2 separate regions of the Homo sapiens genome follow, and region 1 is linked to region 2. The links are chromatin loops, found by intact Hi-C in ENCODE. Cell type or tissue: left lung. All regions are shown on one strand. Each heading gives the region's core, and the rest is flanking DNA. Links, peaks and the distances in the headings are about the cores only.

Region 1 (2,919 bases), core at 177-2,676, 55 kb after region 2:
AAGACCAGCCTGGCCAACATGGTGAAACCCCAACTCTACTAAAAATACAAAAGTTAGCTCAGTGTGGGGGCACACGCCTGTAATCCCATCTACTTGGGAGGCTGAGGCAGGAGGATCGCTTGAACCTGGGAAGTGGAGGTTGCAACTAGCCAAGATGGTGCCACTGCACTCCAGCCTGGGTGACAGAGTTAGACTCCGTCTCAAAAAAAAAAAAAAAAAAAAAAAAAAAAAAAAAAAAAAAAAAAGACTCTACCGCAGCAAAACTGGTGATAATCTTAAAATTTGGAAAGGAAATGTCCCTAGTAAAGATATTTGATTTAAATTACAAGGAATTTAGTTCTAAGGGATAATCGACATATTTCATAAATAAATGCAGATATCTCTAGATATCAAATGATAAAAGATCTTGAGCAGTGATGGATTACTGCTAATGGGTTTCTGTCTGCTACTCTGAGCACAGTTCAGGCTCAAGAACTGACATGAAGGGTTTGAGAATTTAGTCAAAATCTGGAAGTAGGCAGGTGGTCACAGGCTAACTAAGAGTTCATAACCGGATGCAGTCGTTGAAGGACAATTGTGAAGAAAAAATGCTGATGGTGAAACGAATGCAAAAACCACAAACACATTGAAGAGGCCTATGTTCCTGGGAACAAAGAGGAAGGTTATCAATGATGTGCTTGTAGAAAACATATTAATACTGGAATATTGTCTTCTTTCCCATCATTTCAGGTCAGTTAGCTTAGATTACTATTCAGCTAGAAAAAACAAATGATACCCTTGCAAGGACTCTGAACAATATTGGAATTCAGCTGTTTTGTTTCTAATAAAACATGGTTTAACTGTTACATGAATAGAAGTTCCTTATAAGTGCCAATTACTTCTTTCCAGAGAAGCAGTGCTAAAGATTCTGTTCATTGGTACACTAAGTGTTCTTCATGACCCAGTGTTTTATTTCCTATAAGTTAGCTTTTTTTCTCAGATGATTTAATGAAAATTATGGCAGTCTGCTCATTGTTCAGCAAAATCCATTTCCTCTTCTCCTTGAACACAAAGCTTGACTATGTTTCCTAGATGGCCCTTGCAGTTAGTTGGGGCCATGTGACTGGGTTCTAGCTTGTTGATTATAAGTGGAAGTGATGCTGCCACTTAAAGGCTTGAAAGTGCCACTGCATACTGACTGAGATGCAGTGGAAGCCCTGTGTTTATGAGGTGGACCCCCTCTCAGGCTGAAATGTCTCTTAAGAGTCATTTCAGCAACCTATTTACTTGCCCACCAAGAGAGAAATTGTGACTAAGAAACTTTTATGGGGCTGTGCCATTATATGCTTGTATCCATTTGTTACTGTAGCCTATGCTAGTAACTAACACAATAATAAAGGTTTTTTTCAGTCTTAGTTTTCTATTCATTTGTAGACCAATTGTAAATGTGAATATTGTATTTCCATTGTATCTTGGCTTACATGTTCAAAGCACCATAAAACAGATAAAAGGATTATATTAACAAGTACTTAATGTAGAAAAGATCAGTGCAAGGGAGTCTATGGAATAACATGCAAATATGTCTCTTTCCCCCAAACTTAGTGCTTGGCTCATAGTAAGTATAAAATAAATGCCTGTTGTTTCATCAATAAGTAGTCCTCCCCTCTCAAGCTGCAGACTGACATTTTAATTGCTCATTGGACATTTCCAAACAGGTATCTTACAGGAACAAACCACATGACATTTCCAAAACGAATCTCTTCCTTGCCAGCCTCTGCCTACTCTGCCTCCACCAAACTACCTTTATCCTTCTGGCTCTCCTGTTTTGATTAATGGTACCCTTGGAATTGTCCTCTGTTGACTCCCATAACCAAATGGTTAACTCGTCCTCTAAATTTCCAACTACCTTTCCTCCTATCAGCCCCACTTTTTCACCACTCTATCCAAGCAAGCTCGCCCCACCCTTTCTCATGTCTAAATTGGCACCGTGTGCTAAGAGTTCCCAGGCTTTGGGTTTTCTCACCAATAACATTTAAAAAAAGGGTTTAGGACCAACATAGAATTCCCAACTTTTAATTTTGCCAGATAAAGACATTCTTTAAAAAACTTATCTTTTATTGTTCTATAGACTATTTTTAAAATGGCAATGTAGGGAGGACTCAGCTTTAGAATATAGGACACTCCTCTACATTGAATTTAATTTTATGAGAATTCACTACCTTGTTCAAGATTGAGTAGTTGGAAACTCTTGTCTAGATCAGCACTGGCCCTGAGGTCTTGATGTGGTTTTGTGGCCAGATGAATGTTTCTGAGTTCCAGTTCCAGTGCTCCTCCGGTCAACAACAGCCTCTCTGGTTCCCTGTGGCCTGCTTTCCCCCACCTGGCATTAAAACTCCCCAAAGAAGGCCTCATACTACCTTCCAGTGTTATCTCTAATTTCCAGGCAAATTAGACCTTCTGTTATTCCTTTTTCTTTTCTATCTTTGACTATGCAGTTCTTGCACCTGTACAGTCTATCCTTTTTTCCCCACCACGCAAAATTCTACCCAAAATTTAAGACCACATTTGATATCATTGCCTCCTTTGAAACCTTTGATGATCCATTTTACCCACACAAACAAGAGCTTTCCTCTCCTTGAACTTGCATAACATGGTAAAGTATAGCACGTGGCTGCTTTCTTCCACATGCTGTGCTTATTTACCTCTCCCACAAAATTACAATAAATCCTTAAAGATAAGAAAAATGTTTGATTCATTTTTATTACCCCTCCATTATTTGAACATTAAATGTTGAATATATATTTAATGACTTAATGAATACTTTAGACATAGTGAACTCCAGACTTTAAAAAGTATCTTTGAAACATTTAAATAACTTTAATCTTCAATGTCAAGTAAATAACAGTAGGGTATTGGGGAAACAGATTGCTAAGTAACTTC
Region 2 (2,919 bases), core at 184-2,683:
ACTATTTCTCCCACATTGACCCTTCCTACTGCCACTGCAGAGTTTTGGCAGGGGAATGCTTTATTTTGTGTTCAAAATAGATGTAACTATAGGCCCCAGGGCAATGAGGGAAATAATACAACAAACTATCGACTAAGACTGTCAAAGTCATTTAGTCCGCATCACTGTTTTTATAGGACACAGAGGTGACTTGGCGACTACCCAGCTAGTTAGTTTCAGAGCTAGGATGAGAATCCAGGTCTCCTGACTCCTGAGTGCCTCACCAAAATGTGTAACACCTGCAGAAGGCCATCAGCAAGATTTAGGATACTCCCAGAGGGCAAATCCATTGCTTTTTATAACCAAGATAGTCCATGGAATGTATCATGACTGTGGTGGTTGAAACAAAGAAATTATTTAATGGATACAATGTATATTGTTCAGGTGATGGTTACACTAAAGGCCCAGACTTCACCACTATGTAATACATCCATGGAACAAAACTGCACTTGTACCCCTTACATTTATAAACAAACAAACAAAAACAACAGAGTGGATTTTGCTAATCTAAATTTTTAAAGGGAAGGGAGGAAAACTTCCAAGAAGCTTGTCTTAATTACCAAGGGCCATCGAAAATTTTGTTTTCTCCTTGTTACAGAAAATATTTGGGTTGCCTGGGATTCTTTACCATACTTAAAAAAAAAAATAGAAATTTTCACTTTCCACTGCTCTTTCCCATCTGGTATGGTTTGGATATGTGTCCCCTCCAAATCTCATGTTGAAATGTGATCCCCATTGTTAGCGGTGGGGCCTGATGGGAGGTGTTTGGATGGGGCAGATCCCTCATGAGTGGCTTAGTGCCATCCCCATGGTAATGAGTGAGTTCTTGCTCTGAGTTCACTCAGAGATCTGGTTGTTTAGAAGAGCACAGCACCTCCCCCTTCTCTCTCTTGCTCCTTTACTTGCCATGTGACGGGCCTGTTCCTGTTTCGCCTCCACCATGAGTCAAAGTTCCCTGAGGACTCACCAGAAGCCAAGCAGATACCAGGACCACACTTCCTGTACAGCCTGCAGAACCATGAGCCAATTAAAACTCTTTATAAATAACCCAGCCTCAGGTACTTCTTTTCTTTTCTTTTTTTGAGATGGAGTCTTGCTTGCTCTGTCGCCCAGGCTGGAGTGCAGTGGTGCAATCATAGCTCACTGCAGTCATGACCTCCTAGGCTCAAATGATCCTCCCACCTCAGCCTCCCGAGTAGCCAGGACTACAGGTGCACATCACCACACCTAGCTAATTTTTGTATTCTTTGTAGAGACAGAGTCTCACCATGTTGCCTAGGCTGGTCTCTAACTCCTGGGCTCAAGAGATCTGCCTGCCTCAGCCTCCCAAAGTATTGCGATTACAGCTGTGAGCCCCCATACCCGGCCAGGCATTTCTTTAGAGTGAGGTAAGAACAGACTAACACACCATCTTTCCATCATCTCACAGCCTGTGAGATACACAGGTAGCTATTATCATCCCCTTTCTACAAGAGGTGTAAAAGATATGTGGATCCACATTTGAATTCTGCTTGCCACCTGTGTGATGTTGGGCAGGTCAGTTAACCTCTTTGAGCCTCACTTTTCTCAGTTTTAAATGAGTATGGCCATATTAGCTGTGGCTATTGAGTTTAATGCAGCATTTCCCAAACTTCCCTCATGATGAGAATCCTCTGGGCATTGTTAAAATCACAAATTCCTGGGCCCTAGTCCAGGGCTACTGAACTAGAATTCCCAGGGATGAGGCCTGGCAGTCTGACAGGCCCCAGAGATTATCAGGGAAATTTGGGAAACACTAGGTTGAGTTTTATAAAGCATTTACTGTTGTGTCTGGCACTAAGCAGCCAATATTGAGTATTTAGATGGGTTCAATCTTTGAAATGTGGATAATGATGATTACAGAATAGGGTTATGATGAAACACAAGAAAAATAATGTGTAGTCCCTGGCAAACAGTAAGTTCTAAGTATCTGTTGAAGTCCTCACTTCATTGCACTCATCGGGACTCCCAGGATGAGAGGGGATCACCTGGAGGTTCGCTGGTTCTCTGTCATGGCTCTATCCAAGGGCTATGCCTCCTCAACTCCAGGCCTCCATCCTCTAGCCCAGCACCTCCCACGGGAAGATTCTTGTTTTCTAGATTCCAGGGAGCAAGCCTCATTTGACCAATTTGGGTTTCAGGTCCTTCCTTGTACCAGTCACTGTGGTTAGGATTTGGACTAGGCTGACTGGCCAGGACAAAATAACTTGCTTACCTAAGACCCAGAGGGATGGGGGCCAGCCCATCTGAACTTCAGGAATGGAGAATGGTCCATATCCATGTGAGTCCTTCCAGTGGTCCCTTGGAGGTGTTGCTAGGCCAAGAAAAACGGATGGTTGGCAGGCAGCCCCACAGACGTTCCTTGCGTCAGCTCTCCAGTTCACAGTCAGCCAGCAGACTCCAGATGCCTCAGTGACTCCGGAGCTTCTGGCAATCTCTCCTCTGCTAGTGCGACCACGGCCAGGCTTGAGGGCCTCAGTCAGATGACCCAGCCTTTGACCTACCCTCATCTGTGCAACCATCTCCAGCCCCCTCCTTGGCCTGCTCACCCTTGGGCCAGCCTGTCCCAGGGGCCTATCCAAGGGCTGGACCAGGGACTTAGAGCTGCTGTTGTCCAAAGCTGCTTATTAGAGACCCACTGTGGGAATCCTTCCAACCATGAACAATGAGTTTCTAAACCAGGATAAAAACAGCCTTTGCAAGTCAGCAAATGAGACAAACTGAATTGCTCAACCCCCCTTCCCTCATTTGCCTGGTACTTTGAACACAGTGGCTAAGAACAAGGTCTCTGGAGTCAGAAGGATGTAGTTTTGAGGCCCTTCACTTACTAGCTGGGCTAGTTGTCTCACTTCTGAGCCTCGG

Evidence for each region. Peaks named below come from ENCODE experiments on the same cell type or tissue, not always from the same donor. Only the 100,000 strongest peaks of a DNase experiment are listed, where the experiment ranks them.
Region 1: a loop joins it to region 2, with 2.0 times the contacts of the local background. A loop is called at or near these places in 65 of 110 quality-filtered maps.

Annotation. Positions count from the first base shown.
Region 1 is chr15:68,828,062-68,830,980 of GRCh38, forward strand. No RefSeq gene overlaps it. Among named protein-coding and RNA genes, the nearest start is that of ANP32A, 8.6 kb to the left of the region's middle. RefSeq lists an enhancer at 1,024-1,073. In left lung, for the core only: a CTCF peak has its summit at 1,194; no DNase peak of the experiment used is centred there.
Region 2 is chr15:68,773,363-68,776,281 of GRCh38, forward strand. No RefSeq gene overlaps it. Among named protein-coding and RNA genes, the nearest start is that of MIR4312, 27 kb to the right of the region's middle. In left lung, for the core only: no CTCF peak of the experiment used is centred there; no DNase peak of the experiment used is centred there; H3K27ac peaks cover 243 bases.